Linked DNA regions of Homo sapiens: region 1 is linked to region 2. Evidence: read pairs that join two places in POLR2A ChIA-PET (ENCODE). Cell type or tissue: MCF 10A. All regions are shown on one strand. Each heading gives the region's core, and the rest is flanking DNA. Links, peaks and the distances in the headings are about the cores only. Region 1 has its middle 34 kb from the start of MTURN. Region 2 overlaps ZNRF2 (zinc and ring finger 2).

Region 1 (9,248 bases), core at 700-5,699, 150 kb after region 2:
GGAGGTGGTGCTGTTAGCAGGCAGCTGTTCAAATCCCATAGCCTGGGGCCACCACAGACCAGCACTGGCAGCTGCAGCTAGCTTCACAGGGAGTCCAGGCAAGTCAGAGATTTTGTTTGCCTGGCAAGAAAATGAATTTGAATCATCACTCGAGACTCACTGACCCATCTTGGGCACAGATTCTAGTTGTCTGTGCACACGAGTTACAATGACTTGGGCTCCCTGAAGTTAACACACACCCTGCCAGGAGGAAGGACAAGTGGAATCTGGTCCCAGTCAGAACCCAGTCTGCCACCCAGACTCTAGGAAGGTGTCAGAGCTCTATTACAGTTCTCTCAAATCCAAATTCCCATTCCCATCTTTCAGAATAGCAAGGAAATGCCAATTTCCAATGGGGTTTGAAGCAGAAGGGTCAAGTCTATGGTTAGGGTGAACACACGTGGTCACTAAGGCCTGCCTGAACAGTCACCAGGGAGAAGGGCAGGCCTGCCAGTCAGTAGAGGGAGAATGTGTCACAGCAGTAATGAGAAGGGAGGTACGAACCCAGAAGTAGGAAAGGAACACCAATTAGAATGAAGTAACTGGAAAAGGAAAGCAGATGGAAGCGAAAAACAAATAGGGTTTTGTATTAGTCAGTTCTCACTGCTATGAATAAATACCTGAGACTGGGTAATGTATGAAGGAAAGAGATTTAATTGGCTCACAGTTCCACTTACTGGGGAGGCCTCAGGAAACTTAACAACCATGGCAGAAGGCAAAGGAAAGGCAGGCACCTTCTTCACAGGGCAGCAGGACAGAGTGAGTGCCAGCAGTGGAAATGCCAGATGCTTATAAAACCATCAGATCTCATGAGACTCACTTATCATGAGAACTGCACAGGGGGGCCGCCCCCATGATCCAATTACCTCCCCCTGGTCTCGCCCTTGGCACTTAAGGATTATGGGGATTATGGGAATTACAATTCAAGATGAAATTTTGGGTGGGGGACACAGCCAGACTATATGAGGTTCTGAAGGCACAGAGTCTCGAAGGCCAGCTGCACCAACCACTTCCATGGAGTCAGTGGCCCAGCGCCAGTGGACCGACCCCGGGAGATCTTCAGGAACCTGCCCTACTCCTTTGGGGATCATGAAATCGTGGTGCCTGATGGCAGATGATGAGGATTCATCAAAGATTCTTAGATAGTGTTTGAAAAAAAGCCTCATCATTCCAGGCTTCCGGTGACTCAGAGCAGTGAGCAGGAGCCTGGATGTCCACAGTTCTAGATGTGAAAACCTAGGTGACTTCATTAAAGAAATGCCACCCCAAGCTCCCACCTCTGCCTGGGAGGCACATGGAGCATTTTTCTGCCCCTAGGCCACCCCACTGGAATGGGGCAGTTTCGGAATCTTCCCAGAGATGGTGCAGAGGCAGGCAGCCTTGGAAAAGCTACACCAGTGACCTGAAAGTGCTCTTGTGCCTGGGACAGCCTCTACCTTAGGTTGGAAAGCAGGCGGGGACACAGCACATGTTCTTGCCTTCCCACTAGAATAGTCTAGGGCTGTGTCTGCTTCATGACTTTCCAATTGGCTGATGACACTTTCTGGATGGTCATCTAGGGATCATGGGGTGGGGGCACAGAGACCTGTACCATCCACCCCCTCCAGTTCCTATTCCCTGATATACCTGAGAATCTCAGAGACTTACCAACCACATGCCCCAATGTTGGAGACCTGAGGTCCAGGGAAGGGGCACAGGAGCTTGCATTTCAGATGCTCTGACTTCCAGCACCTGCCACTCAACACATGAATGAGAGTGCACTGATCTGAGAGTGAAGCAGCCTTCCCATGTCCCCCCAGAGAAAGAGTAACACTGCCTTTCATCTCCCCATGACCCATGCATTCATTCATTCGACAAAGGTTTCTAGAAGGCCAGGACTGTGCTAAACACTGGGGATTCTGTGAAGAACAGGACAAACAGAGCTTTGCCTTCATTAGGTTTATGATCCAGTGGATGGACTGACAAGAAACAAGCAAACAAAGAAATGAGTACAGAATGGCCTATTTAGATAATGACATCTGCCTTCTTCTGAAGTGTAATCCTCAACTGGCCAACCTGATGGCATAATTATATCATGAGAGTGCAGCGAATTTCTGGGAGTCCTCTGATTCAGTCTAGGCTCACTGTTCCCTTTGCAATACTTTCATCTCCTTCCTGTTGGGGCCAATAGATGTACCAAGGGTAGTGTCGTCATTTTTCTACGCAATCAAGCATGCAGCCAAATACAACTTGGCCTCTGCTCATTCATATCCCCTAAATGTCACAGAAGCAATGTGACATCCTATGATGAGAGACCATGCTTTGGAGTCAGGCACAACTAGCTGCCCCCAGCTCTGTCACCATGTGAGCTTAGAAGAGAGACTTTTTTTTCCCCAAGTTTTGAGATGTTAATGGAGATCACTGTGGCATCTGTACAAGGATTTTATTTTTATAGAATGAGATGTGTTAGGATCAGGAAGGAATTTTGCCCAGCTCCTGGCACCCAGTCACGTTGTGATGAATCTTGGCTCCCTGTAGACATAGTGAATGACATGGTGAGCCTGGAGGCCGGCTCAACCCAGAGTTTCTTAAAGTGTGGTCCATGAACCACCTACATGAGGACGGCCTGACATATTTGTAAACTGTAAACCTGGAGTATTTGTAAACTTGCAGCTTCCTGTGTCCAGATTCTGTCTCCAGATTCTGGAGCGCAGCCCAAGAATCTGCATGTTTCACAGCACCAACCCTCCGCTCTGGCCCCACCACCAGGTGATTCTTAGGAGCCTTAAAGTTTGAAACTTGCTGGCTTGATTGGTGGGCCAGGCTTTTGTTACCCTGAGGGTCAAGAAATCACTTTTTAATGGTCAACCCTAAGCAAAAGAGCTTTCATAGGTGTAGAGAGTCACCTCACCCACAGCCTCCTCACCAAAGTACTTCTGTGTGGGAAGGGAGACTTTCGGGACTTTAGCATTCCTCTGCCCTGGCTAAATCCCCTCCACTCAGCACCTTAGGGCCACCCAAAGGAATTACCCACCCTATTTCAGGGGGATGGCAAGACCCAGCTAATGTTGTTTCTGGACATATTGGTATGTCAGGAGGTTGGATCTGCCAGGAGCTTCCTTACAGGAGGACCCAAGGAGCCTCAGTGGGCAGAGCTCATCCTAAGAAAAACATGTCAAGCTCACAAACTGGGTTCATGGGTGACAATGGCAAGGCTGGATGAAAAGGAGATTCTGGCTCTGTTACTCAGAGCAATGTCCAACTGTTTGGACTCATGCCCCTTCGGTGAGTGGCTGGAATGAAAGATGAATAAAAATGGAGAGAGCTGTCACTGGGGCATCACTCATTGCTCATTGGTGTGGCACTCTCTGTGGTCACTGGCAACAGCACCCTGGACCACACACCCAGGTCCTCACTGCCTCATGCTGGCAGCCTCAGGGTAAACACTGGTGGGTAGTGGCAGGAAAGTGGGCTCCTCTGGTGGGTGACCTTGTGCCCCTCTGTGGGCTCTGGCAAACCCACTGCCATTATGGGGTTCTGCAGCATCAGAAGAGAGGCTGTGCACTAAAGCCAGGGAGAACACCCGGTGCCACAGAAGATGAACTTGGGAAGCACACGAGTCAGCCCCCTAGGACCACCTCCCGGAATATTTGGGAGGAATACGAGAAGGGCTGGGAATCCCCAAAGTACGCGTTACAGTCACAGAAATGTGAATTTGTGAGTTGATGTCACTCTCTTCTTACCCCCAGGCTGGTGTGGTTTCGGGAAGATGGATGATATCAGCAAATGTTCTGAGGTTGGGAAACAGGATTAGTCACCCGGCCCAAGAGGATGAATTCCCTAGTTTCTGTCTCCTTGGTGACATCACTGCTCCAAAGCGTACCATAAGATGGTGCCGGATGAAAAGTTCTATTTCTAGAGTTCTCATAAAAGTGCCATTATTTTGTTGATGGATTAAGAGGCCAAGGTCACTGTATTTCCCAGGAGCTTCCCTGTCCACTCCACATATGGAATGCTCTTCCTCAGCAGTGGGCAGGCAGGACTGTCCTCCAGGGAGACAAACTCCTAGCGGCAAGCAGCATACCCGGCTCGGTGTTTTACTTTTATCAAAATCCTGTCTGTAGTCACCAACACTAGCTTTCAGATTGAATTTTTCAAGAGCATGTGGCCAATTGTGTCTGTGTTCTTCCACAGTTTAGAGGTATGGGGTCAAATTAGGGTTTGAAAAGCACCCCAGGGAATATTCTTTCATGTGCTAAGCAAAGGCTTGGCCAGAGTTCTGAAGAGCCGAAACCCTGCGAATGGATTTGATGAGTTCATTAGCATCGAGCGAGATGACAGTTTTGGCTTGCTTCTGAATGACAGGTTTTTTTCAAAAGCTTGTGAGGTGAACATGGAGAAGATGCTTCCTACCCACCAGGGAGGCACTGGTTTGTGCTTCCAGAATCAAATCACTATCTCACTTAGCCTTGCTTGTAACCAATTACAGGAGCTATTTGGGAGCTGGCCAGGGTCGGAAACAGAGTCTTTGAAGGAAGGGGATATCAAGAGAGATCAGGATAACTTTAGCTGTACCATGAAGCATAACCCACTCCTCAGCCAAACCACCAGTTTTAGCCTGGGGATGCGAGATAGGCAGGAGAGTAGCAGACGATGGGAGAAAGCAGATCGGATCATGGCCCTTGTGAGGGTTTTGGTCAACTTTACATATACAGGACCAAAAGTAAGCGTGGCAAAGAATGGCTAAGCCATCTTCCACTGAGAAAACTTGGCCAGGTGAGCAACGTATGCTTCTACCCAAGTAAACTGGTTTGCCCGAGGCCCCTGGAGTGAAATCTCCACAAAACACCAAAGAAACAATCCATGTGCGTTGAGATGACTTCATTCATCCCTTTCCCTTTTTTGACTCCCTCTTCCTCACTCTCCCACACATCATCCTAACAGGAGGAAGGAAAAGGACTGCTTAAGCATCCAGGGTTCTCTCCAGCCAGAGCTGCCATGGAAAGCCAGCTGGCAAACAATGCGGGCTCAACAAGAGTCATTTTTCAGATGGGGATTTTTCTCTGAGTACAGTTTGAAAACTAAGGCCACTTGGAAATATGAAGGGCATGTTTTGTATTTCCCAGAATGTGTGTATGGGGATGGTATCTCATTCTTCTTCCCTTAGAGTGCTTTCTGTGCTGCTTCCTCCTACAGGAACGTCCTTCTGTGGGTCTTGCTTTTCCTCCTGTGCGCTGGCAGAGAGAGGATGGTGGCGCGGCCAACACACGTTTGTGACTGAAGACCATGGTGATTTTGTAGCATCCTGGGTATTTCACATCCATGAAGTAGGAACGGAGGCTCTGCCCTGGGTGCTGCTGCTTGGGTCTCCTTTTCTGGAGAGGGATGAAGACCTCGGCGAGAGGCATGTTCTTGTGGGGAGGTCATCGCTGCTGGGAAGGAGAGGACATGCTTCTTGTCTAGTAAAGGCCTTGATGACACCCCATATTAAATTCAGGGAATGAACCTCTTTATTACAAAGTGCTCCACATCAGGCAAGGTGGGAGAGGAGAGAAGGGGGGGAGCGTGGGGTCCGGTGGGACAGACAGACCCGGGCCAGCTCTCCCAGATGCATCTGATGAGGTGAAAGCATCCACCCAGAGTGGCATCACCCAGAGTGAGACTTGAGGGGGGACTGTACATTTCATGTCCTTTCCCGTTACTGGATTTACATTTCTGACTTTAGGGAATACTGAAGTAAAATTTTTAAATTCTGACTTTCCAGATCCATTCCAAAGTTGATTCTGCACAACAGTTTGTAGTTTTTTTTAGCCTCTTGTAGCCCCAGGCTCAAAATGCCCCCTAACATTCCTGAGTAGAAGAAACTAAACATCTAAATGACCAAAGTCATGCAGGAAGGCACGCATCAGATCCAGAAACCCAACATGCATTTACACATGACACTGCCTCCTCCTCTTTTCAAACCTGTGCAGCTCTATGCTCCTTATTTTTGTATTTCCAAAGGTTTGTTTTTGACTCACCTTTCCTGCGTTCCTTTCTCTCATCCGTGCATCATTTGGAAAACACAAAAGTGCTGCTCCTGAGGTTTAGCACCTTCTCCCTGTAGCCACTCACCAGCAAGCCCACTCTCCCATGGCAGGACCTGGAGCCTGTCATTCGGGAACCATGTGATAGCACTCAGAATCTTAGAAGCAAGAACAGCAGATTTGGAGTGCCTGCATTTCTTATGGGATACTGATCTGGCCAGCTTTTCTTTCCCATAGGAATGGAGAAAATCGTGGCAGAGATGATCCAAACAACCCGATGAGCTCAAAAGTGAATTGTGTTTGCCTTTGAAATGGGGTCTCAGATTTGCACTTATTCCTTCTGCACAATAGCACGACAGTCATCCAGCAGTGGCGGTGGTATTGAGGGTGTTTGTGCACGCTGCCTCTGCGTGGAGCAGGAAGGCAGGCTAGAAATGTATTTGGATGGCTGAGGGGTAGGGCCACAGACTGGAACCCTTGGTGTGGGATGGTGACTCAATGGCATGTTACCACACATCAGCAGACGAAGAGAGCTTTCTTCTTGCTCCCAGGCCTCCTCTTGACTAGACAATGCATTTCTGCTGCTGGTTGCTTCAAGGTAACTCTGAGTAAAAGCCCTTTCGCTATGAGGAGGGAGACACTTAGAGGAGTCTGTAACACCCTTGTAAAGAGCTCCTCAGGGAACAAGGTCTAGAAAGAAGGGTACAGAATGGAAAGCCAATTGGTTGTTTCCCCAGCCCTGCCCCCATCTGAGGATCCTGTTTTATAAACTTGTCGCCCCGGTTCTTCCAGTCACTTTCAAAAATCTTTGTAAGTACATGGATACCAGAAAAAAAATGTGTCTGCTATTATCCTAAACCACCCTGCGCGGCCAACCTGCCCACAGGCAAGGCAAATAGCTAGGGAAATGCTCTCTTCACTCCATCTGTTCCCAGGCAACCATGGATATTAGCAGCATGCACTGCGTGAAGTATACGGGCAGGCAGGGCCTCTGTGCTGTGGTGTGAAAAAAAATCATAGATTTCAGTAAATGTAAGACCAACACCCACGACATTCATTATTCAGCAGAGTAGTTAAGAGTTCTGAAACCAAACTGCCTGGGTCCAAATCCCAGCTCTGGCACTTACTAGCTGTGTGATCTTGTGAGAGTTACTTAGATTCTCTGTGCCTCAGTTTCCTCATCTGTAAAAAGAGAATATCAACCATAATATCTACCTTGTAGGATTGTTGGAGGGATTAAATGAGTTAAAAGAAACTTAGTACAGTGTGTGGCACTTAGCAAGGACTACATAAAAGTTTGTTACAAAAAAATTTTTATATGTAATAGCACACACAGGTGGGGCATATTTACTCAGCACTGTTGGCTTCATGACAAAACAACTGAAAAGTCATCAGAATCAGACTGTTCCATACTTGCAAAGAATACAGCCCATACTCACGAGGATCCAAACTCAGCATTTTGAAATCTAATAGTACTAGTGAAATCGCTGTTATGCCACTAAGTGCTAAGATGTTAAGACTGGGCTTCCATCGTGCCTGTGACATATTTGTTGTCCTTTCCACCAATGTATCTTCTCAGTGAGTGAAAGAACCTCAGGGTCCAAGGCTCATCTAATCACCCAGCAGAGTAATTGTCAATACTATTTGTGTTATGGGTCAAGCCTTCCTTAGTAGACAGGAACAGTAAACCCTGAACAGAAGGGGCAAGGGAAAGAGAAGGGAGGAAAGCCTTTGTATTGTTTCCCCTTCCTGTTCCTTGTTGGGCCAAAATGAAACCCCGGGGCAACACCAGGAGCCTCTGTGGCCTCCCAAGGCTGCCTGTCGTTTTGGACTTGAATTCCGGTGGTCTATGAAGCCTGTGGCCATCACTGCACAGTGCTCTTGGGTCTTGTACTTCGGGGATCCACAGGTATGTCTGCAAGTTTTTAGGGGCTCCCAACTATCTCAGTTCTGGCCAGACCTCCTGAAGATGCTCAAATCCTCCCCCAGCCCACCCCTGATCTGTGCAGGCTTCAGGGAGCCAGATATGGATTCTAGGTAGAAACCTGTGTTCCCTGATGTTCCACTGGAAGTTGCAGAGTTTAACAGGCTACGGGCTAACAAATATTTTGAAAGGCCTTGGAACACCCAGCATCCTCCCACCTTGCTCCAAGCAAAATGCAATGTGCCTTCCATCTCATCTTCGGCATTTCCCCAGCCCTTCTCAGCATGAGCTAAATGGCACACTTCATCGACCGGTCAATAAGTCATGTTTATCGAACTGACAGTGTGTGACGCAGGGGTGTGGGAGCTGCAAAGATGGGTGAGCAGGGAAAAAAACAACCCAGTCAAATGTTAGGGTTTATGTATAAAGAAGGCGGCTCTTCACTTCTCTTTCCCCAGCCTGGACATTCACCAACCCTCCTTTCCAAAAGCTCCACAAGGAGATGGGCATCATGATCACCCTGAACTCAAAAGCCCTTTCTTTATGTGGTGCTGACCTCTAGAGGCTTCTAATTAAAAAGCATCCGAAAGGGCCAACTTAATTTTACTGCTGGTTTTTACACTGTACATTGTTGCCCTATTTCCCAACAAAATAAGGATAAAATATGTTACTTTAAATGATCCCTAAAAAAATGCCTACCTTGTTCCTTGACTGCCTAATTAAAACTTGCCCAGATCATTACAAATGCCATTGTTTACTCCAAAAAGGAAAAAAGGAGGGTTAGAGATAGGGAAAGTACTTCAGTTTTTTGTTTTTTTTTTTTTTGCCTATTGTGGTCCTAAGAGGAAAGCACAGTGCCAGCTTTTTCAGGATGCATTTCTTGAGTTTCCAAAGGGCCAAGTCTGCTAAACAGAGACAGGAATGTTCATTCACTCTGATTTGGCAGGGCACAGGGCAAAACCACCCTGACACTCAGGTACACGGACAGCAAGTCCACTTTGTCCAGCCCCGGCGTGGCGTCCAAATGCTGGGTGGTGGGTCTGGTTCTGTTTATTTTGTTGTCCTTCAACCCAAACCTGTACACAAAGAACTCTATGACAATGGAGGATCCCACTCGGCCCAACTTCACTATGGAAACGAGGCTCATTTCTAAAGGGAGTGAGACTGTTGATTACATCCCTAAGCTGAACACCCCAATTTTACTTTGTTGTAGTTCTGACTCCTTATTACTTTCACGAAGGGAAGGAAGGTGTGGAAAGGCAGGAGAAAACACGCAGGGA
Region 2 (10,914 bases), core at 3,324-8,323:
ATTAAAGGAGCCAATTTCCATTTGGACTCATCACCTGTGACAGACATTTTGGGGGGGGTCTGACTTTAAAACCAGGTGGCATTAGAATTCCCCTTGCCTATGATAGGAAAGTACATTATTAACCTGCCACCTCTCTGTAACCCTCCAAATCAGTCCAGGCAAAGCTCCTTTCTCCTTCACTTACTCATAACTGGCCACTGTCCAAGAGCTAGTTTTAAAACCTCAAAAACTATACACGGTTTTTATTAAGAAGCTGTATTTGCTTCTTGCTGTGAATGTTTATACAATTAATACATACTTTGAATTTTTTATCTCTACAAAATAAAAAATAAAAGCCAGGCATGGTGGCATGCACCTGTAGTCCTAGCTACTTAGGAGGCTGAGGTAGGAGGATCACTTGTGCCCAGGAGTTTGAGGCTGTCGTGTGCCATGACTGTGCCTATAGATAGCCACTGAGCTCCAGCCCGGGCAACACAGCAAGATCCTGACTCTAAAAACAAAAATATATATATTTTTATTTTTTAAAGCTTTCAGTCAGCAACTTTAAGAATGCCTACAAGTTTATTTACTTATTGCATGAAATTTATTAATTTCTAGATTGAAATACTGTTAAATATTTAAAATTCGAAATATTTGGTTGTTATAGTATCCCCAAGCAGAAGGTTATATATTAGTTCTTAAGACACCAAACAAGTGATCTAGCAGAACAGTTTAATGACTTAGGCATAGTTAAATCAGGAAATTAAGAACTGTCAAATATCCAAACCTGACCAAAAACAAGCAATGGGGAAAGGATTCCCTATTCAATAAATGGTGCTGGGATAACTAGCTAGCCATATGCAGAAGATTGAAACTGGACCCCTACCCCACGCCAACCTCCTTAAACCACATACAAAAATTAAGTCCAGATGAATTAAAGACTTAAATGTAAAATCCAAAACTATAAAAACCCTGGAAGACAACTTATGCAATACCATTATAGACATAAGAACAGGCAAAGATTTCATGACAAAGGCACCAAAAGCAATTGCAACAAAACCAAAAATTGACAAATGGGATCTAATTAAACTAAAGAGCTTCTGCACAGCAAAGGAAACTATCAACAAAGTGAACAGACAACCTACAGAATGGGAGAAAATTTTTGCAAACGAAGCATCTGACAAAGGTTTAATATCCAGCATATATAAGGAACTTAAACAAATTTACAAGAAAAAAGCAAACAACCCCATGAAAAAATGTGCAAAGGAGATGAACACTTTTCAAAAGAAGACATAAATGTGGCCAAGAATCATATGAAAAAAAGCTCAACATCACTGATCATTAGAGAAATGCAAATCAAAACCACAAGGAGATACCATTTCAAGCGTCAGAATGCGTATTATTAAAAAGTCAAAAAAAAATACATGTTGGAGAGGCTGCAGAGAAAAAGGAACACTTAACACACTGTTGGTGGGAGTGTAAATTAGTTCAACCATTGTGGAAGACAGTATGGCAATTCCTCAAAGACCTAAAAACAGAAATACCATTTGACCCATCAATCCCACTACTGGGTATACACCTAAAGGAATATAAATCCTTGTGTTATAAGACACATGCATGCATATGTTCACTGCAGCACTGTTCACAAGAGCAAAGACATGGAATCAACCTAAATGCCCATCAAATGATAGACTGGATAAAGAAAATGTGGGTCCATATATACCGTGTGAATACTACACAGCCATAAAAAAGAAGATCATGTCCTCTGTGGAAACATGGATGGAGCTGGAGGCCATTATCCTCAGCAAACTCACACAGGAACAGAAAAGCAAATTCCGCACGTTCTCACTTGTAAGTGGGAGCTAAATGATGAGAGCACATGGACACAAAGAGGGGAACAATACACATTGGAGCCTACCAGAGGGTGGAGAGTAGGAGGAAGGAGAGGATCAGAAAAAATAACTAATGAGTACTAGGCTTAATACCTGAGTAACAAAATATCTGTAGAACAAACCCCCATGACACAAGTTTACCTATATAACAAACCTGCACATGTACCCCTCAACTTAAAAGTTAAAAAAATTGTTAAATATCACAATACACAAGAAGACTGTATTCTAGATATATTACACAAAAAGTAAACATACAGAATACTAAGACTGTGTGTAAATATATTATTATATGGTCAAATATATTTGTGATTTTCAAATTGAAAGCCAGAAGCTTTAAGATTTATGGATATTTAAAGGCACTCATATTAAACATAAACAATTATAGAATATAAGATAGTGGAGCAGGTATGAAAAACAAACCCATATACTTTTAGTCACAAATTTTGAATGAGAACACTTTCTATTTCTTAAATAACTAAACTTGAAGTAGATAATGCAAAGTAGCCAATTCAATTTCATAATGCAAAAAGGTTAGGATATAATCAACAAATACATTTATTATGCCAAGTAACTGCTTAAAACCACTTTCACATTTCATCAGCAAATGAATGGCAAAAAGTGCTCTATTGTCAACCCTGTAATAGGGTGGCTGAAGCACCACCATACTAGAAAAAGTGAAGGAAAGGGAAGAATTGAGAGACTGATTCTTAGATCAACTTGCAAAACACTACCAAAAGTAATATGCTCATTTCAATGTTAAATTCTACCCCTCCCAACATTTTTGTTACCTGAGGAGAAAGCTCAGATAAGTGCTGCTATATCTACTAAGTTTTTCATAGAACCTTTTTATTTAACCAATAATTCTTAGCTCAAAGAAATCAGTGACTATTACTATTAGTAGGCTGTAAGCTCCATTTCTGTTCATTCACTGCTATATCTCTAATTCCTAACACAGTACCTCGCACATAATTGATGCTCAAAATATATGTTGAATTTAGCCAATCTTTCAATTGGCTATAGTGTTTACTGGTACCCTTTCTACACATTTTATTTCAGGCCAAAATTTATATTTAAAAAAAATGAAATTTCTCTTAAGCTTTTGAAGTCTGTTTCTTTATAAAATTTTGAAAACAACTTTCATTTTTCCTTCATTTTATTCTATTCATTGGTTAGGACAGAACTACTTGATTTTTCCCCCCCAAGTCTATTCCAAAGTATGCCAAGGCTACATTTAAAATCTTTCCTAGGTTTTGGAATATCTAGAGATTTTGGTCAGGAAAGAATGGTACAGTCTAAAACACCAGACCTAAAAAAATACCAGTTCGCTCCAGAGCTCACAGACTAAATTTGTATATGGGAGGAAAGACAGAGACACATATGCACTGCATAGGTAGAGTTTTGGGTTTCTCTTAATGACTTTTTTCTCCCATTAGGCATCTATTTACTATTGAATAAACTTTTATTCTCCCTACTCCTCATATATGTTCCCTTCATTTACTCTATACTCTTAAACAAAAAGAAAAAAGTTGCAATTTCAACCATGCTTACTTACTTTTGAAAATGGCCATTATGAACATTACATTTTACTTAGGCTTAACCCAAAAGATTTTATTTCAATGCAGCAGTTCTCAAACTGTGGTCCAAAGAATCTTGTACAGTAGGAGAAGTGGAAGAGCCTTTGAAATCCTTTTAGATTAACAAAGTAAAAACTATTTTCATGGTAACACTAAGTATCTGTTTTTTTGTTTGTTTGTTTTTGTTTTTTTTTCTTTTTTTTTTTGAGACAGAGTCTCACTCTGTCTCCAAGGCTGGAGTGCAGTGGCACAATCTCGGCTCACTACAACTTTCGCCTCCTGGGTTCAAGCGATTCTCCTGCCTCAGCCTCCCGAGTAGCTAGGATTTCAGGTGTGCACCACCACACCCAGCTAATTTTTTTTTTTCTTTTTTTTTTTCTTTTAGTAGAGATGGGGTTTCACCATGTTGGCCAGGCTGGTCTCAAACTTGGGATCTCAGGTGATCTGCCTACCTCGGCCTCCCAAAGTGCTGGGATTACAGGTGTGAGCCACTGTGCCTGGCCATATCTGCCTTTTTCATTCCCATTCTCTCCAGTATAGCAGCAGAGTTTTCCAGAGGACACAAGACGTGCCATATCACAATAAACTGAATGAAGAAGCAGATGTGAGAATTCCTTGTCATGAAGCCTGATATTAAAGAGTTTGTAAAAATCCTGAAAATGCCACTCTTGTCACTAAATATTTTGTCTTAGAAAATTTACTTTTCATTTAAAAGTTGTCAACATAATTATATTTATGTTTAACAAAATAAATTAAAAATTATAAATTCTGTTTTAATTTATGACAAATATGGATAGATATAACCCAAGTAAAGAAAAACTCTTTGAAGTCCTCAGTAATTTTTTGAAGTGTAAAGAAGTCTTGAGATCACAGAATTTGAGAACCACTGCATTAATGCACTAGTAAAAATAGAGAAAACAATGTCCTTCCCTCCTTTTAAATTATACTTGAAACATGAAATTCATAAAATGTAAGTTAATTCTAACTTAAAATATTATTTTAAACCATTGGACTTACCATTATAGGTTATTCGTGGCTTTGTTAAACACATTACAAGATGCAAATCCATTTCATCTGAGGATACAAATTTTGAGCATACAGGGCACTTAAATCCTAAAAAACAAAAGAAACTCAAGTTACTTAACTATTCTGAATATCCAGCTATGGCTTTTAAAAAGCATGGAAAATCAAAAAGCGTTTGAAACTTCAATATTACACTTACTGCATTACACTGTTTATGTGCAACTCAAGTCAGGAAAATTTTGTGATTATAATATCTGACTTTTGTATCAGTTTATGAAGATGATCTCCTCATCAAACAAAACAAGTTAAAATGAGAGGGATGCAGTCCACTACAAACTCCTGTATCTCTCTCTGATGTACTGGTCCAGGTATTCTCGTTTTTAATTTTTTACATTAACCTGTACTCATGATTTCATGTTATTACAAGCTTTGTAATCTGACTACTCTTGTGGAAATTACCTTTACCAACTTGGTATAGTACACTGTGAGTCACAAGTTTTATAGCTAAACAGCACCTTAGACACTATTCTACCTCAATAACCTTAAAATTTTATCTGATGCAGAACGTGAAGCCTTTCAGAACAGCAAAAACAGGTCTAGAATCTAAGACTCCTGACTTCTACTTTAATGGTCTTTCTGCCACACCATGGCACTGAAGTCATAATGAAAACAGAAACTAGCATCAGATCGGGGTACAGGTTTTTGCAGTCAATTTTTGACACTTAAAAATTAGCTAGTTTCCTACATTATTCAATCTGCACTACTAAGTATTTGCCTGAAGTACTCCATTAAAAATAAACTAGCATAATAAAATAGGGACTATTTGATGTATTCAGCTCTGTTCTGCCCCCTCACTTACCAAGGTGAAGTGTCCCATCCCTGCCTTCTTGCTGCTAAGACAGTCCTCAGATATACCATGTTCCCCTGCTGTCCTACTGCTCCCTCCCCTGACACCACTAAGCTGTTTGGAAACCTGAACCCAGATAGCCAACTTATAGTTTGGCTAGGCACAAATCAGAAGTGGAACAAAAAGATGGCATAGGCCAATCAATTTTTTTTTTTTTTGGAAATATGATTAAGAAACAGTGAGAGACTATATTGGCCAGCAGTAAAGAGCTTAAGCAGAAAGGTCAAAAGTAAGTAAAAGAGAGACAGTGGTGTCCATGACGGCTCAGGTGTAAGCTGAACTTACGAGAGAACAGAAACTATAGGCAAGCACAAGAAAGAAGGCCACATGAAGCTAGAGTGTAGACAGGAACAGAAGCACTGTGAGAGACAACTAATAAGATGGGTGGTGAAAGAGACGTTTTGGCAGCTCTCTAGTTCCAACACATGTGTTCTCACAGGAACTGTCCTCCCTTCACTGTGATGTGAAACTCACTGCAACCAAATGAGTGAGGCTAGAATTATACCTCATGCCGAACTTTATAAGGATTGGGAAAAAGATTTTGGCACAGCTAATCCTCCAGGTATTCAATTTCCTAAATGAAATATATGATTTTGTACAATGTTTTTCAAACTGTAGTACATGCATTTTAAAAGAAAGGAATAAAGGTATGTTTACTTCAACTTCTTGAAAACCACCAAAAAGAGAAAGAAAAAAAACAGGAAGGAGGATTCGATTAAAACAAGTTTGTCCAACGCATGGCCTAATGTGGCCCAACACAAATTCATAAACTTCCTTAAAACATTATGAGATTTTTTGCAGTTTTTTTTTTTAGCTGATCAGCTATTGTTAGTGTATTTTATGTGTGGCCCACAGAAGCCAAAAGATTAGACACCCCTAAAAATGAAACTATAAAAAATGTGGCCCAAGGAAGCCAAAAGATTAGACACCCCTAAAAATGAAACTACAAAAAAACTATAATGGCCAAACACAGGCTACATCGAATACTGTGAAACTGATCAACCATGGGGAGAAAGCAGAGATCCTAAAACTGCAACCAGATTTTAAGCATCAACTAAAGAATTCTTGCCTTGAAACTTAAAAAATTTGCTTCCCTGAAGTTAAACTTAGCATAAACGAGGGCAAGAGGCAACTGATTTGAAACATCAGAATCATCTGGGTACTGGCAAACAAACTTAAACAAAAGTGCAATACTGTGAACCTAAAAAGCCTCACTTGAGAGCCATCCAACTGCCTACAAAGTAGAGCCTAAGGGGAAAAACAGTACGTACAAAGAACCACCTGGATTTCTAGTTAAATACAGTGAATTAAACACATGTTTCTCTCTCCTCCCCTCCAAAACCTACTAAAATGAAAATAAATAATATTTAATAAAAATGAGTTAAAGAACTTGAGAGAAGTCGGCAGCAAATGAGAAAAAAAAAATAGATGAAAGCATCAACGGCACGGAGCAAACACAGATCCTGAGTGTCTGCACAAGTAAGCCAATTCTCACTAAATAATTCCCAAAGGACTCAGGCATCTGGAGCTCCATGACTTCCCAACACAGTAGTGATACATGAGGCTAAAATCTAGACTGACTGAAAGACTGAATAAAAAACAGATCCCGAGGTCCCCAATCCATTACATACAGCCAAGCAAATACCATACCCCCACTAGAGCATGAGAATGGAGATTTACTGTGGGGAAAACAACAACAACAACAACAAAGAATATTCGGAATTGAGAATACCAGGCACGGCAACGGGCAGGGAAGAAAATAGAAGAATAAAGATCTCCGAACTGAAAAAGGCCCCACTCCATAGCCTCCATCTCTACTAAGAAATTGGTAGATTCTTCTCTTAAATCAAAAGGTCTCACAGAATGATACATCAAAATCCTTGACTATTAATAAGCCTTATCTTTGCACATAAAGCTTCCAATCAGTTTTTTAAGGCAGCTCTAAGGCATTATGCAACAAAAGAAAAAAAATGTATCATGGTTAAACACATCAGAAGCAAATTCCAAAGACAAATAATGAATTTAAAATATTTGCAATGTATATCAAAAACAAAAGGACAATATCCTTAATATACAAATGCTCCTTGACTTAGGATGGTAAATTGAAAATATCTTCAGTTGAAAATGCATACACCTAAACTACCAAACATCGTAGCTTAGGCTAGCCTACCTTAAATGTGCTCAGAACCCTTTCAATACCGTATTCAATAAATTACATGAGATATTTGGCTCAGCACCACCGAGTTTCATTATGAATATTGCTAGCCCTGAAAAATATTGAAATTCAAAGTATAGTTTCTACAGAATGCATATCACCTCCACACCATTATAAAGTCAAAAATCCTAAGTTAAACATCTATGTAAAGCACTCTTAAAACTGTATACATATATATGATATGCATGTGGGTACTACTAGTATGTATTTACATATTTACTTAACCACAGCCTGTCCATTTCTAAATTCTTTGTTTTGATTCATCCTTGATTCATCTCTCTCTGTATAGTTATCTTTCTATATACCTGAGTAGATTTATTTATAAATGTATGTATCGATAAATTATTTATATAGAGAAATTTCTCTATGTATATATAGAAAGATCTGTATAGAGATCTACATATATAACATATATAGATAATTATTTGGGACACATGGCAGAGGGGTCTTCAGAGCTCTTGGAAAAAAATGGGACTCAAGAAGTGTATTATCTTTAAATACTCAGACTCAGGACTCAACCAACAGATGAATCAAAACAAAGAATTCGTGGTTAAATAAATATATAAACTCACGGACACACAGGTAGTACACACATGCACGATTCTATTTAAAAATAAAAATATGTGTAAACAACTATAGGAATTATCTCTACAAAACAGTACTAAATATTACAAATGTAAACAGTGTGAAAATGATCAAACTAACAAAAACTGGGATGGGAACAGCAGGATCATCTTGGTGTATAAAAGGCCAAGAGAGACTGTGATGAAGAGAGTCAACAGTAGAGATGAACCAGATCATTCTGCTCTTGTTAAACAGAGAAGAAAACATATAGACAATGAATCACTAGTGTCATTAATCCTTCTCTTCTACCCAAAGAACTTTTAGATGGTCACCAGTATCCTACTAAGGTGTCATCTTTCTCCAGGAATCTTTCTCTAAGTGCTCTACCCCAAGGTCAACTTGATCATTCCCTCCCTTTGTATTTCTTCCATACCTGGACAATACTTCAATGCAGCACATGGCCCTGTGTTTATTTACATGTCAATCTCCTTATTATCCTTAATAGTCAGGTGAAAATACAGAAATGTGAGGCCCAATAGACCTGGTAAAAATCCTGTTTCTATTACATACAGACTAGGTGACCCAGGGAAGGCACTTCAGCCCTCCAGGCCTGACTTCTTCCCTGTAAACACTGATACTACTACTTACACATTAGAAATTTGGTGAGAATTAAAGATTATAATGTATATATAATGCCTGCAACATAGTAAGTATTCAGTAAACAGTGGCTATCATTTATTGAAATTTTCCCCTCTACACTTTTCAGACAACTCTTATTCTTTGTAAATTCTTAAAACAGTACAGTTCTTGCCCAGGAGTTTGAGGCTGCAGTGAACTATGATCCTACCACTGCACTACAGCCCGGGCAACAGGGTAAGACTCTGTCTCTAAAAATAAAGAGTACAGTTCTAAAACGACATTTTTTTTTTTTTTTGAGACGGAGTTTCGCTCTTTCACCCAGGCTGGAGTGAAGTGGCGCAATCTTGGCTCACTGCAACCTCCACCCCCTGGGTTCAAGTGATTCTCTTGCCTCAGCCTCCCGAGTAGCTGGGATTACAGGCACGCACCACCACACCCAGCTAATTTTTGTATTTTTAGTAGAGATGGGGTTTTGCCATGTTGGCCAGGTTCGTCTTGAACTCCTGACCTCAGGTGATCCGTCCGCCTCAGCCTCCCAAAGTGCTGGGATTGCAGGCGTGAGCCAACACACCCAGCCTCTATAATGACATTCTTTAATAATAAAATCCAGATTCCTATTAAGAAAAACTTTCTGTAACTACTCAATGACACATACTGCTGCATCAAAGTTACTTTACCAAATGCTTTTCCATTGTTGATGACTAAGGCAAAAAGATTTTTCTTTGTATCTCCAGTGGCCCAACCCTACTTTTAACTCAGTATTTGTACATTGTTTCCTCCTAGAAACCAACCACAAACAAAAAGGGACTGATCCTAAACCTGAGACTGGTGAATACACCAATTGGCAGGAAAAATACAGGTGAGATTTTTGGGTTTTTTGTTGGTAGAAAAATTACTCCAACCACCAAGTCAGATCTGTTAGGCATGACAGAAGATGAAGGCCCTATTATGAGATTTACATACCAAATCATTATTCTACAACTGCAAACAGGTCATCTAAATGCAACTTTCTTAGTTATGAGAGTTCCCAATAACCACAAACAAAATAAAGACACCAGCAAAAATCACCCAGAAGAACTGATCCTCTCAATCACTATATCCAAAGAGAAATAAAGGTAACCAGGGACTACATTAGAGACAGATGAGATGCCAGATGTTTGGACTCTTCTATTTTAACCTTTATAATAATCCAAATATTCTGCCCCTCCCCCAGATGTCATGAACCTCCCTCCTATGTCATCGACCTCACTGGCTATAAATGTTCTCTATCCAAAGCCGGCACTCCAAGTTTCCCCAAAATCAAAACCATTCCTTTATACTGTCCCTAAAACAAAGCTCCACTCCATCTGATCTCAATTAGGTAATCTGACTAATTTATTTCCAGAAGGCAATAATCAATAGGCTTAACACTCCCCTACGTAGAAATGCAATGAATATGACAAACAATGGAATGAATCAGTGACAGAGGAATGGGTTCAGGAGATTTTTACAGCAAGTAACCTCCATCTGCTACACCAGGCCATACAAAGCTCTTCAGGTAATACAAAACAGAAGCTGTCATTCCATCTCTGATAACAGAACTAAAGAATATTAACCATAAGGAACCTACACTCTCTCTGTTTAAACTGCTCACTTAAAGAGAATATAGGTCTAAGTGGAAAGACATCAAAAGTGCCAGAACTCAGCTCTTCTGATTCCTAGGCTTTGAGCTTTCTGTCACAGCATCCTGGCTGTTGGCCCTCTTTTGCATTACTGAATGCATGCAAGCAACCCCATGCCACCATTCCCTGTACAAGGCTTTCCCACTATTTCCCACTATGAGCCTAATACAAATTTGGTGTTGCCATTTAATTATTTTCCTCCAATAGAACATACCCATTACATCTCCATGCCTTTGCTCTTGATTAAGCCAATATTTTCATCCTACTTTACTAAAAATTTACTCCCATCCCTTCAAGCCCAGATCAAGTCTCACCATCTCAATGAAATCTTTTAGAGAACTCAAAAGCAAAATGTCCTTCTCTGTCCTACTGAATTCCTTTTACTGATAACACTCATTTGACATATCATGTGTAATACTACTTCTGTGTAGATCTTATCTCCCAAATTTGATACCTGTGG

What was found. ChIA-PET counts read pairs that join two places held together with the same protein. Peaks named below come from ENCODE experiments on the same cell type or tissue, not always from the same donor. Only the 100,000 strongest peaks of a DNase experiment are listed, where the experiment ranks them.
Region 1: POLR2A ChIA-PET joins it to region 2 with 6 read pairs; 3 of 35 experiments call an interaction of 5 or more read pairs at or near these places.

What each region holds. Positions count from the first base shown.
Region 1 is chr7:30,163,952-30,173,199 of GRCh38, reverse strand. It overlaps the pseudogene RPS27P16. Among named protein-coding and RNA genes, the nearest start is that of MTURN, 34 kb to the right of the region's middle. RefSeq lists enhancers at 3,292-4,491, 3,814-4,639. In MCF 10A, for the core only: no CTCF peak of the experiment used is centred there; DNase peaks (open chromatin) are centred at 1,219 and 3,809.
Region 2 is chr7:30,317,286-30,328,199 of GRCh38, reverse strand. ZNRF2 (zinc and ring finger 2) reads right to left here. Exons shown (of 5, transcript NM_147128.4): 2 at 4,463-4,558. Among named protein-coding and RNA genes, the nearest start is that of MIR550B1, 33 kb to the right of the region's middle. RefSeq lists an enhancer at 5,402-5,451 and a silencer at 9,191-9,359. In MCF 10A, for the core only: no CTCF peak of the experiment used is centred there; a DNase peak (open chromatin) is centred at 5,779.